5 separate regions of the Homo sapiens genome follow, and regions 2, 3, 4 and 5 are each linked to region 1. Evidence: chromatin contacts called from ENCODE Hi-C or POLR2A ChIA-PET data. All regions are on one chromosome and are shown on one strand. Each heading gives the region's core, a stretch centred on a gene start or an enhancer-like site at or near the end of the contact. The rest is flanking DNA. Distances are from core to core; before and after follow the strand shown. Region 1 holds the start of CYTH2 (cytohesin 2). Region 2 holds the start of IL4I1 (interleukin 4 induced 1). Region 3 holds the start of PTOV1-AS1 (PTOV1 antisense RNA 1). Region 4 holds the start of SCAF1 (SR-related CTD associated factor 1). Region 5 holds the start of NOSIP (nitric oxide synthase interacting protein).

Region 1 (2,539 bases), core at 27-2,526:
TTCCTGCCCATTGCCATCTTCCGGTTCCGTTGCAAGGTCTTACTGCAGGAGCAGAGAGCAGGGTTGGGGGTGGAGGGTCAATGCCTGGGCATCCCTGGCCTCAGCCAACCCCACGCCCCCTAGGTCATCCGCCCCAGCCCTCACCTGCCCTCATTGGCCTCCAGCCCCTCCACCTCGCTCATGGCTTCACTGAGCTCCTCCCGCAGGCGCTGAATCTCCACCAGCAGCTCCTGCTTCCGCCGCCGGATGTTCTCCAGCTCCATCCGCTCCTCCGGAGTCAGGTCTGGGGGTTCTAGGGATCGGGGTCAAGGTTTAAAAGTCAGTGCTAGGGGCCGTGAGCCTGAATTCCTGCAATCTGGGGGCGGACAGAGCTGGGAGAGGATGTGTAAGGGGCTTCCTATGTCTGCACAGAAGAATGGGCTGGGGGCCTGGATTCCTCCCTGCAGAGGAGAAAGAGCTGGGGCTCTAAACTCTTGAGTCCTGGGGGACAAGGGGAATTGGGGCCCGGATTCCTGAGTCTGAGGGAGAAGGGGAATGGGTGCCTGAGCTCTTAGATCTGAGGGAAGAAAGGGCTGGGGGCCTCGGCTTCTAGGTCCATTACTTGGAAGGGGACTGAGGCCTTGGTTTTCTGACTCCATTACTGGCGAGGTAGCTGGGGACCTGGTTATCCGGACTACTGGGTCCATGAAAAGTCACTACAGCCGGGGGAACTGATGACAGCTCAGGAGAGTTGGGAAGGTGGGGCGGGACATCGAAGGCCCCCGCCCCCCAAGATTTCTCCCCTCCCCGCAACCCAAGCGCCCCTCCCCGGCCCCGGCAGGCGCTGGGCTCGCCCGCCCCTCCAGCGGGAATGGTTCCGCCCCGGCCTCGCCTCCACCACTCCATCCCGCCCCTCCCGCCGCCACCGGAAACAGGCTCAGCCCAAACAATGGCCTGGAACGCCCGGCTTTCGGGCCCCGCCGGAAGCCCGTCCAGCGCCCAACAAAAGCGGCGCGACAAGTCTACGACTGAGCCGAACGCTTCTGGGCGCCGCGCGCCAGGGGGAAACGTTCGCGGCGGAACGTTCAGGAGAAAACGCTCCAGCAACTCCCAGCCGACCCCGCCCCTCCCCGACCTACCATAGACGCCGTCCTCCATGGCGGCTAGGAAGGCCCGCGGGGAATCCGGGGCGGTCCCGCCAGTCGGGCCTGGATCCGCGTTGGCCCGCGGGCTCGGGTGAGCCCGCTCAAACGCCCCGGGAGCCACCGCCGCCTCCTCAGCGCCAGTCCTCAGCGCTGAAAAGACTCTTCCCTTCGTCGCCCAACCGCCCCTTCAGTAGGGACCGCCCCTCTTTTTGACACTGTCCAATCCACAGTGGGCGCTTTCGTCCTCCCCGCCCTCGCCACCAAAGGATCGTTCTCCAGGGCCAACAGTCGTACAAAAAGCCGGTGTAGGTATGTCCGGCCAGAGGTAGACGGCCCGCGGGGCCAATCGGAGTGCAGGCAGGGCAGCAGGCCCCGCCTCCGAAACAACAGAAAGCACTTGACAGGCTTGCTCTCCAATGAGAAGCCCCGGAAAAGTGTCGCGCGGAGGCGGAGCCACGCGGTACAGCCACCTCTGCGCCTGCTCAAAGGCCCTGGACACTTGGAGTCTAGGTAAACCGAGCCCCGCCTCCGATAATACGTTGCTAGGGGGCGGTACTTTGTTAGTCTTGTTGCTAGGAGGCGGGGCTAGAACTGGCTTGTTTCCGTAAGCCACACCTCCTAGCAGGCCATGCTGGCTTCTGACCGCAAAGGTTGCCATGCAACCGGGAGCGGCTTTAGGCCTCCTTTTCTTTTGCATTTCTTCTCCGCGTATTTCCCCTCCTCTCAGCCCCTTCTTACCGCCGAACTCCTTCTTTATCACCATCTATGCCCTCCCCATCCCCCTCAGCCTCTTCGGAGTCGTGGAGTGGTGAAACAAAAGACTTCTTCGTTTTTTCTTTTTTTTTTTTTTTTGAGACAGAGTCTTGCTCTGTCGCCCAAGCTGGAGTGCAGTTGCGCGATCTCGGTTCACTGCAACCTCCGCCTCCCGGGTTCAAGCAATTCTCCTGCCTCAGCCTCCCGAGTAGCTGGGATTACAGGGTTGCACCATGATGGTGCATGCCTGGCTATTTTTTGTATTTTTAATAGAGACGGGCGTTTCACCATGTTGGCCAAGCTGGTCTCGAACTCCTGACCTCATGATCCGCCCACCTTGGCCCTCCAAAGTGCTGGGGTTACAGGCGTGAGCCACCGCGCCTGGCCAAGATTTACTTTTTTCTAAATGCTATGCTATTTGGTATCGGTCATGGGGAATGGAACAGGGGAAGGTGAAATTTAGTGAAAGCACAGGCTCGGCCTTCCTGGCACCTTCTGCCGCTCAGACTCCTCCCTCATTTCTCCAAACTCCTTCCTTTAGCTTAGCATCCTCCTAAGACTCCTCCCTTCCCCAAGCATCCTCCTGCTAAGACAACTCCCCTTTCCTCAGCATCCTCCCACCTCTCTGATTCCTTCTCCCATCTCAGAGGCCTTTTTTCCTC
Region 2 (2,539 bases), core at 20-2,519, 1.4 Mb before region 1:
AGAGACGAGGTTTTGCCATGTTGGCCAGGCTGGTCTTGAACTCCTGACATCAGGTGATCCGCCTGCCTCGACCTCCCAAAGTGCTGGGATTATAGGCGTGAGCCACCCCTGGCCCTCGTCACTATTTTTGCTGACCCAAGCTCTTTCGGTCCCTGAACTCTCCAGCTCTTTGATCATTTCCCTTTGCCACGGCCTCCCGCCCCTGCGTCACATGCCTTGTTACTCACATTCACCCCCCAGCCCCTCCCGGCCATAACCGCATCCCTCTTTGATTTACTGCGGGAGTTTCCCATCTTCCTTCTTGTTAATGCCCTCCAACCCCCACCCAACCCTTGCTGCAGAGAATCTGCCTCCCTCTGGTTTTCCTCCTCACGGAGCCCCTGGCTCCCTCTCCCCCACCCCAAGGAAAGTCCCTGCTATTGTTTCTCCACCCCCACCCACTCCAAGGTGCCGCCCCACTCCCTGCCCTGAGCACTGAGGTGGTTCTTAAAGCAGGGATGGGTGAAGCCTGGGCGCTTCCCTCTGCCGGGTGGTCACTCATAGAACCCCTGAGTGCCCCTGCGGCCACAGCAGCTGGCATTTCCAAAGGAGCAGCTTCCAGTACTACCCCAGGTTCCGGCCACAGAACTTAACCTGGATTCACTCACTTGATCCTAAAACACTGTGACGTCTGTAGACGTCATTTGACAGCTGTAGACGAGAGCCACAGAGGGGAGGGCGGGCTCAGAGCCCACGTCCTGACCCCGGGACCACGGCTGCCAGCCCCACTGCTACACCCATGTAACGGAGGGGGAGACTGAGGCTCTGGGTGGCAAGTGGAGAGGGAAGTGGAACCATGGGGGGCCCTGCAGGACATGGCGACACCTGACGGAGAGGGACTTGGAGGGGAAAGTTGGCCTGGCCCAGGGACCTGTAGCCCCTCTGTCCCCGTGGGAATCAAGGAGGCAGAGAGAGTGCAGGGGAGGATAGAAACAAGTGGCCTGGTGATCAGGGACGGGGGCAAACCGAAGGGGATTCCCCGTTGTTGGCACGGTTACCTGAGCATCTATTTCTGGCCTCCAAACCACCCCAGAACTATCTGGGGCAAAAGGAAGTGAATAGACTGATTAACTTCCTCCAACCCCCTTTCTCCAACCTCAACTAGACTCTGAGCATTGGACCAGAGCAGCTCCAGGAAACCAGTTTCATTTCCCTCGGCCAGTTTCCCAAAAGGAGGGGTGGGCGGGGCTCTGCCAGTTTAAGGGGAGAGAAAGGGCCACAGCAGAGACAGTGGAGGGCAGTGGAGAGGACCGCGCTGTCCTGCTGTCACCAAGAGCTGGAGGTAGTGACACGGCCAGTGGTGGGGGGACAGAGAGACAGGACCCACAGAAATAGGGACTGAGAAGCAGTCAGGAGCTGGGGAGATGAGGAAGAGGGAAAAGAGGCCGGGCGCGGGGGCTCATGCCTGGAATCCCAGCACTTTGGGAGGCCGAGGTGGGTGGATCACCTAAGGTCAGGAGTTCGAGACCAGCCTGGCCAACATGGCGAAACCCCGTCTCTACTAAAAATACAAAAATTAGCCAGGTTTGGTTATGGGTGTCTGTAATCCCAGTTACTTGGGAGGCTGAAGTGGGAGGATTCTTGAACCTGGGAGGCGGAGGTTGCAGTGAGCCAAGATCTTACCACTGCACTCCAGCCTGGATGGCAGAGAAAGACTGTTAAAAAAAAAAGAAAGAAAGGAAAGAAAGAGGGAAAAGAAGAGAAAGAGACAGGAACCCGAGAGAGCTGTGGCAGAGGTGGAGACCGGTGAGGAGGGAGGCAGGGACGGTCCAGGGGACTCTGAAGGAATGGGGTTAGGGGACACAGGTCCAGAGAGCAGGACAGTGACTGGGGGAGGGCCGGCTCTAGCAGCTGGGCAGCCCATGGGAGACAGAGTCAGGCTACAGTGGTCACAGGCCTCAGTCACAACAGCCCTCCCTTCTCCTCCACCCCAGACACCATCTCCCACCGAGAGTCATGGCCCCATTGGGTGAGTAAGCAGGGGAGGGGCTCTGGAACAAGTGAGTAGAACCCCTCTCCCCCGACCTGCCACAACCCCGTTGACCCTGTCCTCCTCCTCCCAGCCCTGCACCTCCTCGTCCTCGTCCCCATCCTCCTCAGCCTGGTGGCCTCCCAGGACTGGAAGGCTGAACGCAGCCAAGACCCCTTCGAGAAATGCATGCAGGATCCTGACTATGAGCAGCTGCTCAAGGTGGTGACCTGGGGGCTCAATCGGACCCTGAAGCCCCAGAGGGTGATTGTGGTTGGCGCTGGTGTGGCCGGGCTGGTGGCCGCCAAGGTGCTCAGCGATGCTGGACACAAGGTGGGAAGCACTGCTTGCAGTCTACCTGGAGTCCCTCCTGCTGCAGGCTGGAGTCCCTGGGCACAGGGACACGGCCGCGTTCCTCCTTGAGGGGGTGGAGGTGGGGATGTGGGGGGAGAGGCTATCTTTCCCTGTAGTCTGGGGGTGAGGCCCAAGCCCCCTGCTGTCACATGTCTCCACTGAGAGGCCCCAGACTTT
Region 3 (2,539 bases), core at 29-2,528, 1.4 Mb before region 1:
TGTTGCCCCGGGGGCTTCAGGCACCATACCGGACATCCAGCATCTGAGATGAGTTAAAACGCACAGCTGGAGGTGACTTTCGAGATGAGGGTACACTTACAACATACAAGTTGTTTATGGCGCTGGGACCTGAGGTATCTAGTCCGCATATACAGTGACACGTATGCATTTACTGCCACAAAGATGGGTAAAAGTCAGGAGAACGCACTTAAGAGCCCAAGCGACATACTTAATGTCTGCTTGTCTAGGAGAGCAGGTTGACTCAGGACTTCAAATATGCTGGGATCTGGAGCCATAGTAAAGAACACATATGCTTGCCTAAAACCCAGGGATACCTTCCACAGCAGGAGCAGCACATCAAGATGGGACGATCATATTTAAAAACGACGGTTAAGGTGCAACCTAAAGTAAATCTCACATCTTGGCAATCGTGTGCAAAACTGCGCGCCTGACATCCCTATTGCACAGGGAAGCCCATCTAGTACTTGCACTGAGGTTTAAAACCTTGGGGTGCATGTCTGAGGACCCGGAAAGCACTTTTGAACAACTAGATGCGAATGCTGCAGGAAGGGGCGAAGGCAGTGGAGTGAAGGGGTACGTTTAAGTTGTGGGAGGTGATCTAAGTCTCGGTATCCATGTTTATGACCCCAGGAAGCCTGTTTAAGGTTTCAGTAGGGCTGCCACAGCTCTGTGCCATCCACACCGCTGAGGCAGTGTATTTAAGAAGCGGACCCGAGCGCGAACCCAGGGGAAATCTCACATCGGGGCAAGCGTGTGCACGGTGCAAAGTCGCGATGTGCGGTTTTACAGCCCCAGGTAAACCTTACGGTTTCTGAAAAGCATGTGCATCTTTTGGGTCCGGAGAAGCGTGTGCAGCCCAAAGTACCTGCGAAGCTGAATGTTTACGTTTAAGGTCTGGGCTCACGGCAGTCCATCAAAGCATCCCACATGTGGGCGCGGGCGCGTATTCTAGGTGCGCACTCCACGGGCACGGAGCGGCCGCCAGGGGAGAACGCCCACGGGTGCGACATCTGGGGGCGCTGGTACAAAGCGCGGGCCCCTCCCTCGCCGCTGTCCCCCAAAACCGCCCCCATTTCCAGGTTTCCTGCCCGGAGAGCGAGCAACTCTCCAATAGGAAAAACAAGCGAGCGTGCCGGCTGCCTGTCTGCCGCCCCCAGCCCGCGTTTAAATCGGGCCGCGGAGTCAGCAGTAATATGAGCCCGCCCCGCCCCCGTCCCCCAACCCCCCACCCCGGCCCGAACGCGCAACAAAGGGGAGAGCGCGGCGCGAACCACCGGGTGCTCCACGGGGGAACCCGGCCCCGGGCGGGACCACCCTTCGGGCCACAGGGGACACCCCGGAGCGGCGGGGGCTGCGGACAAAGGCGTGAGCCCGGGATAGGGGCTGGGGGGGCGGGGCCGTGGAAGGCTCTGGAAAAAGGGCGGGGGGCTCACCATGGGAGGGGCCGAGCGGGCCCGGATCCGCGGAGGCTGCGGGCCTCGGGGGCTGGCAGGCCAGGAGCGCGAGCGGACGGCGCGCACCACGAGGGGCCGCGGAGGGCGGCCGCGACCCCCGAGGGGGCCCCCGGCGCCGGAGCGGTACGGGGCACGGCGCGGACGGACCATGGCGGGCGCGGGCCGAGCGGGCGGGGAGCTGCCGCGGGCCACAAGGGGGGCTGCGGGCTCCACCGACTGAGGGGCGCGGGCGCGGGCGCGCGGCTTCGGGGGAGACGGGCTGAGCCGTACCAAGCTCGGGGGACGCGCCGCCGGAGTGGGGTCGCCGCGGCCGAACCACTGAGGCGAGCGGGGGAGCCCGGCGCGTACCAAGCGCGTCCGAGGGGGCGTGGCCGGAGCGTACCAAGGCGGCGCGGGGGAGCGGGGCCCGGGCGGGAGCGGAGTGTGGGCTCGGCGGTCCTGCGGGCCTCTCCGGCGCGGGGGAGTCCTGGGAAGACGCGCGAGCCACAACTTCAGGGGGCGTGGCGGGAACGGGAGCCCCTACCGAATGGGGTGGCAGAAGAACGAAGGCGACACCAAGCTGGCCCCTTGCGGGGGTCGGGACGGCGGGAGACCTCATCCGGAGCCCTGGGCCCGCAGAGCCAGGAGACCGCGCCAAAATACATCAGGGAAGAGGGGAGGACGGAATAATGGGCCTGGGGACAAAGGAACCCACTGAAAGGGAACCCACTGAGGGTACGGATTGCACCCGAGCCTGAGACAGCTGAAGGTTTGCAGTCGGTGACGTGGCGAGGTGGGCAAGGGACTCCAACTCCCAGCGGGCCCCGCGCGGCCTGGGCGGGGCCAGCTGTCCCTGGAGGCTCCGCCCATTAGCCCCGGCGCCCAGGCTCCGCCCGCCGTCCCTGGCGACTCCAAGCTTCTCGCCACTCACGTCGCTCCCCGGCCTTCCGTGGATTCGCTCATTCGCTCTGCTAAAATGGAATGACTACTTACTAGTAGTTGTATAAGATTTTTCCCTCGATTTTTGTTCCTTAAACGTGGGTAATACCTAACCCTAGAGTGGTTATGGGGATCGAGCCCGAGGG
Region 4 (2,539 bases), core at 21-2,520, 1.2 Mb before region 1:
ACCAGTTTAGTGCTTCACAAATAGCTTGTTTTAAAAAGTAAATAGAACAAAATAGTTCTTCACAGCACAGCACAAGTAGTAAGTGGAAATGTCAATTCGTGGAAGGTGAGTTAATGTTAATACATTATGTTATATAATGTTAAATACATTATGACTGTCTGTACCAGGTCTCAATGAAAAAATGTATCTTAATGCAGATCACGGTCAACATGGCCCAGGTTTCCCCTTGAAAAGCACTGTAATAGTGGGTCTAGATGACCCTCCAGACTCTTCCAGACTAATGTAGATTAATTCTAACTCTCTCAATAACCCCCAGGGTAATGCAGAATCTTAAAACATTTTTCATTTGAATTACTGTCTGAAGGGCAAGTATATCTAAGCTGGGCAAAATTTCCTCATTCTCTTTCCGTATTATTATTCGCCACAAGCTGCTCTGACCCCAAAGGCATTCGAATTTGCTCCAGGCATCAAAACTGCATTCCTGCAGTCACATTAAAGCCATCTAGATGGTTCCAGGTCCTTCTAACTGCCCCCAGCCTCCTGTCACCCATTATTAGACACTACCCATACCTTGGAGACCCCAGACCCTCAGTACATCTCAATATTTGGCGCCCTTCCCTGGTGGGCATAACCCAACCCCCTAGGGGGCCCTAAATGACTTCTTAGCCCTTGAACACTCCTTCTAGGCCTGATAAATGGCCCCAGACTTATGCAGACCAGTTGCATCCTCAGGCCAGCCCATGCAGACACTTTCCAGCCCTAAAAGACATACCCCAGGCCTCTAGATGGCTCTGAAGATACTCTTCAGGTCTTGCAGACCCTCCTTCACCCCTGGGACATATCTCAAGATCTCAAGATGGCCCCAGAACCCTCTAACCAGACCCTAGCCTCCGGTCAGCCCAAAAAGACAATCTACAGTGTCTACAGACACGATCCAGGCCAGCTGTGTGATGGAGGGCAGGCCTTAGGCTCGGTCTAGGCCCAGAGACGCCCCAAGTCCTCTCGGAGACGCCCCATAGACGCCCCCAGGAACCCACGGATGCGTCCCGGGGCCCTGAGAAGGCCCCCCTCTCGGCGCCAGGTTTCGCCGCAGCTGCCGGGCCCGAGACCGCCCCGAGAAGCCCTCTAGGACCCGTGGCTTGTGGGGAGGACCCCGGGACAACTAGCGACCCAACTCCGCCCCGCCCACCCCAATAGGCCCGAGCCCCGCGGCCCGGACTGCCGCCGCCATCTTACCCCGCCGCTCGGGCTGCGGCTCCGGCCCCGGCGCGGGGCGGGGCGGGCTGGGGCGGGGTTCGTGAGCAAAGGAGGAGAGAGGCGGAGCTAAAGCGCCGCCGAGCTTGCCGGGATTTCAAGTACCGAGCACGGCGACGTGAAGGCCGGCGGGAAGGCAACCGCACTCGGTTTCCCAGAAGCCAATGGGACACATGGGGCGGGGTCCGCGCGATGCACGCCGGGAGGCGTAGTCCGCGCACCGCCTCTGTCGCGCGGGGACAGCTAATGGGGTGAGAGGTGAAGTGGGCGGGGCCGCGGTAGCCCGCGATGACGCCCCACAGTGCCCTGCGCGCGCGCGGAAAGGGTGGCGGAACAGGAGGTGACGTAAGAGGCGCCAGGCAGAACAGACGCAAGGGAATTGTAGTCCGGCGGAGTGAGCACGACTTGCTGGATGTTGTGCTGCCCACATTCTGGGGCTCTCAGAATCCAGATCCTCTAGGCCCCCCTAAATTTAGAACCAGACGGGATGCAGTGGCGCACACCGTAGTCCCACTCGGGAGACTGAGGCGGAAGGATGGCTTGAGCCTAGAAGTTAGAAGCCAGCCTAGGCAATATAGGGAGACCCCGCCTCTAAAAAAATAAAAATAGGCCAGGCGCGGTGGCTCACGTCTGTAATCCCAGCACTTTGGGAGGCCGAAGCAGGCGGATCATCTGATATCAGGAGTTCAAGACCAGCCTGACCAACATGGTGAAACCCAGTCTCTACTAAAAATACAAAAATTAGCCTGGCGTGGTGGCTAACGCCTGTAATCCCAGCTACTCGGGAGGCTGAGGTAGGAGAATCGCTTGAACCCGGGAAGCGGAGGTTGCAGTGGGCCAAGATCGCGCCATTGCACTCCAGCATGGGCTACAAGACGGAAACTCCGTCTCAAAAATAAACAAATAAAAATAAACTTAGAACCTAGAAGCCCGACCCCATAGCCGCCTCGTTCAGTACAGAGAAGTCTGAATTCCGAATCCTCTCACTCAGAGCAGTGTCCAGACTCCTATTTCCCTCCTCCCTCCGACTCAGGAGTCTGATTCTTCCTTCCTCGGATCCAAGAGTCGGTCTCCCAGACTAGTCCTGGTCTCAAGCTCTCACATACGAATTCGGGTCCCCCCAAGCCAGTGCCCTCGCTCGGATCCAGAATCCTGGGTCCCCAGCCTCTCCAATTCCTGGACCTAAGAGTCCAGGCCCCCGGCTCCCTCCTTTACCGAACCTAGTACGAAGGAACCTGTCTACCTTCCTCCCTGACACCCTCCTCCCCAGGACCCAGGAGTCCAC
Region 5 (2,539 bases), core at 30-2,529, 1.1 Mb before region 1:
CGCCAGAGAAGAAAGCAAGGAGCAGGCAGCTTATCTTTCTTTCCCCACTGTGTCTACAGCACCTGACACAGATGCTTATAAACATGTCCACTGGTGATCTGGAGTCTTCCCTTCCTGGTAATTTCCACTTGTGCCTCTTTCTGTGCTCATTGTCACATCCACCCACAGACAACAAAGATTACGAGAGAGGCAGAGGCAGGGGATTAGTTATATTATTGGGTCTAGGGACCTAAGTGGGCAGGGGCCCTGGACTCCTGGGCCTAGGAGCCCCAAACTTCTGGGTCTCGGAGGGGCGGGGAGCCAGGATGCCTGGGTCCCCAAGCCAGGCTCTTCCTCCAGGGACATTCACTTACCTGCCCAGAAATGTGAGCACTGCCCCTTCCTCTTTAATCGAGAACTCCTTGGCCAGCTACAGCCAGCTGTGAAAGGGGACAGGGAAGAGGGGAGGGGATAAGGAGGAGGGGCGCCCCACTCCCGGTAACCAGGCCTGATCCCCGTTTCTGGCAGGTGGGCGGAACTTGCCATTACCTGCCCTGGGCGGGACTCAGGTAAGGGACAAAGTATTTAAAGGGACCTTGGGATAAAGGACTTAAAGGCCAGAGCTCCATGAGGAAGCCAAGGTGTCGAATACCATGGGATACCTGGGGGATTAGATTCGACCCTCCTCCTCCCTCCCGACCCCTACCCGCTCTGGCTCTCCCCTGGGAGTTCGTCTGTCCGAGCTAGAAAAATTAATATCTAGGTCTCTAGGTATCTAGAAACTAGCGGGAACGATATGCCTTAGTCCCTGGGACAGCTGGGCAGTGCCGCAGTAAATCCCTGTTTCCTGAGAGCGACTTGAACGGCTTTGATTTTCAATTTCCCAATGGCTCTGTCTGTAAAATGGGAGCGTAGTTGTCTCTTCTCAATTGTTTTAAGATGCAGCAAGAAAAGTGGATGATATATTTGGGAAAGTGGGCTTCCCGATCTCTAGGGGAAGTGATTAGTCCTTAAATTTGGGCTTGGAGAGACTCAAAACCTGGGAACCAAGCAGGAAAAAACGATCTCCCTGGGAAATGCCTCGTACATAGTAAGCGTTCCCCATATTCCCACCAGTTTCAATATCCGGAACTTTCGATTAGCTACTCACGTTTCCGGAGAGAGAAAGAGAAGAGAGGACTTGAGCAAGCCAGGCGAGGCACTTCCGCAACTAGGGGCAGCTCTACTTCCGGTGCCTTCTGCTGGGCGGAAGTGGGCGGAGCGGAGGGGGAAAATAGTGCTCCTTTCCGGTGTCGGGGCACAGTTGAAGAAGCGACCGAGGGACTGGGAGTCGTTAGTGAGGTGAGTTCGAGGCGGTGCAGGAAGAGTGTTGCTGGGATCGCTTTCCTGCGGGCTAGAGGCCTGGGGTCTTGAGGGAGACTGGGGCAAGATTTTGGATTCCCGATTCCCTGTCAATCATTATTAATACAGCTGTCCGGGCGCCCCAAGTTTGAAGCTGAACTACACTCTGCTGGAGGTGGCCAACCGTCCATCGGGCAGTTCTCTCTCTCTTTGTCTCTCTCTCTCACTATAAACTCAGTCAAGTGGTAGCTAGCATCGGCCAGTTCTCCTGAGAGTTACAGTTCTGCTGTAGATGATGGCTATTTGCTGGTGGTCCCAAGGGAAGGAGTGGACTGGGATTGCTGGGGGTCTAAGGAGTGGGAGTTGAGGAGGGAGAACTCCTTTCCTGGCCTCAGTTTCTCAGACTGTGGTGGGACGGCGGGCGATACTAGATTGTGCAGTCATCCATCGCCACCTTCTCTTCACCTTTTTGACAGCCCCTTCCCTTTCGGGGTTGGTGCAGGGATTCACGTTTTCTTGTGTGGAGCTTCGGGGTCAGGCAGTCATGGATTCCCATTCTGATTGTGCTGCTAATTCTGTGAACTTGGGGCTTGAACGGTCCTTGAGGCAGTTTGATGTTAATGTTTTCTTACGAAAATGTTCAAACTTATATAAAAGTGAGAGAAGAATACAGGAATTCCTGTCACCCAAATCACCAATGATTATTTTTGCCATACTTGCTGTATTTTTTTAAACTTAAAGAGATTAAAACAAATCGTAGGCATCATGACACTTAAGGATTGTCAAAAGACAAAATTGCAACACATTTAGTGAGAAGATCTTAATTGGCATTTATTCGTGAATCTACAATCAAACAACATCTAATTATGGAAAATAGCGTGAGTGTTCCGATGAGCTGAGCAGAGGTTGTTTTCAGAGACAAAGGGCTGAGAAAATCAGAAACGGAAAACAAAAAGCTAGTTGATTAAATTGATTAACTTGATTAAATTTCTAAGTTAAAGGTTAAAGTAGAGGGGACTTCCTTTATCAGGTGGGCTAAAACTGGGTTGTTTGGGGATTTGGCTATTATCTCTCTCCTGATATCTCAGAAGATCAGATATCAACTTAGTTTTGGCTTGGAAGCATGGAACTTTAGCATGAGTGTCTCCATTTTGGTTTGGTCTGTTGAACCTAGTGCAGGAGCTCAATCCAAACCAATGACCTTCTATAAATTTTATCT

Evidence for each region. Hi-C counts contacts between places; a loop is a spot of excess contacts on that map. ChIA-PET counts read pairs that join two places held with the same protein, here RNA polymerase II (POLR2A). Pooled maps may share reads with other maps.
Region 2: a loop to region 1 is called in a pooled map, with 10 times the contacts of the local background. The contact joins the promoter of IL4I1 here to the promoter of CYTH2 in region 1. A Hi-C loop is called at or near these places in 4 of 50 pooled maps. POLR2A ChIA-PET finds 5 or more read pairs at or near these places in 3 of 52 experiments (activated B cell, activated CD4-positive, alpha-beta memory T cell and activated naive CD8-positive, alpha-beta T cell).
Region 3: a loop to region 1 is called in a pooled map, with 9 times the contacts of the local background. The contact joins the promoter of PTOV1-AS1 here to the promoter of CYTH2 in region 1. A Hi-C loop is called at or near these places in 1 of 168 maps with a recorded cell type or tissue (naive thymus-derived CD4-positive, alpha-beta T cell) and 7 of 50 pooled maps. POLR2A ChIA-PET finds 5 or more read pairs at or near these places in 1 of 52 experiments (activated T-cell).
Region 4: a map of naive thymus-derived CD4-positive, alpha-beta T cell shows a loop between it and region 1 (8-fold over the local background). The contact joins the promoter of SCAF1 here to the promoter of CYTH2 in region 1. A Hi-C loop is called at or near these places in 1 of 168 maps with a recorded cell type or tissue (naive thymus-derived CD4-positive, alpha-beta T cell), 1 of 37 single-sample maps with no recorded cell type and 8 of 50 pooled maps. POLR2A ChIA-PET finds 5 or more read pairs at or near these places in 1 of 52 experiments (GM10248).
Region 5: a pooled map shows a loop between it and region 1 (5-fold over the local background). The contact joins the promoter of NOSIP here to the promoter of CYTH2 in region 1. A Hi-C loop is called at or near these places in 1 of 168 maps with a recorded cell type or tissue (gastrocnemius medialis), 1 of 37 single-sample maps with no recorded cell type and 6 of 50 pooled maps. POLR2A ChIA-PET finds 5 or more read pairs at or near these places in 1 of 52 experiments (CD4-positive, alpha-beta memory T cell).

What each region holds. Positions count from the first base shown.
Region 1 is chr19:48,468,106-48,470,644 of GRCh38, reverse strand. CYTH2 (cytohesin 2) reads right to left here and starts at 1,276. Exons shown (of 12, transcript NM_004228.7): 1 at 1,119-1,276; 2 at 145-292; 3 at 1-42. The coding sequence starts at 1,137. LOC105372430 (a long non-coding RNA gene) reads left to right here and starts at 1,112. Exons shown (of 3, transcript NR_186576.1): 1 at 1,112-1,634. RefSeq lists a silencer at 1,071-1,260 and enhancers at 624-1,617, 1,811-1,970, 1,675-2,175.
Region 2 is chr19:49,895,617-49,898,155 of GRCh38, reverse strand. IL4I1 (interleukin 4 induced 1) reads left to right here and starts at 1,269. Exons shown (of 8, transcript NM_152899.2): 1 at 1,269-1,321; 2 at 1,974-2,008; 3 at 2,103-2,341. The coding sequence starts at 1,996. RefSeq lists an enhancer at 160-339.
Region 3 is chr19:49,850,415-49,852,953 of GRCh38, reverse strand. PTOV1-AS1 (PTOV1 antisense RNA 1) reads left to right here and starts at 1,278. Exons shown (of 4, transcript NR_040037.1): 1 at 1,278-1,386. It overlaps PTOV1 (PTOV1 extended AT-hook containing adaptor protein), which reads right to left and starts at 1,795. Exons shown (of 12, transcript NM_001394010.1): 1 at 1,455-1,795. The coding sequence starts at 1,625. RefSeq lists silencers at 1,597-1,886, 2,327-2,406 and an enhancer at 1,987-2,096.
Region 4 is chr19:49,640,940-49,643,478 of GRCh38, reverse strand. SCAF1 (SR-related CTD associated factor 1) reads right to left here and starts at 1,270. Exons shown (of 11, transcript NM_021228.3): 1 at 1,237-1,270. RefSeq lists a silencer at 1,060-1,349 and enhancers at 1,380-1,729, 1,840-1,939, 1,480-2,149, 2,150-2,539.
Region 5 is chr19:49,579,296-49,581,834 of GRCh38, reverse strand. NOSIP (nitric oxide synthase interacting protein) reads left to right here and starts at 1,279. Exons shown (of 9, transcript NM_001270960.2): 1 at 1,279-1,320. PRRG2 (proline rich and Gla domain 2) reads right to left here and starts at 519. Exons shown (of 7, transcript NM_000951.3): 1 at 354-519.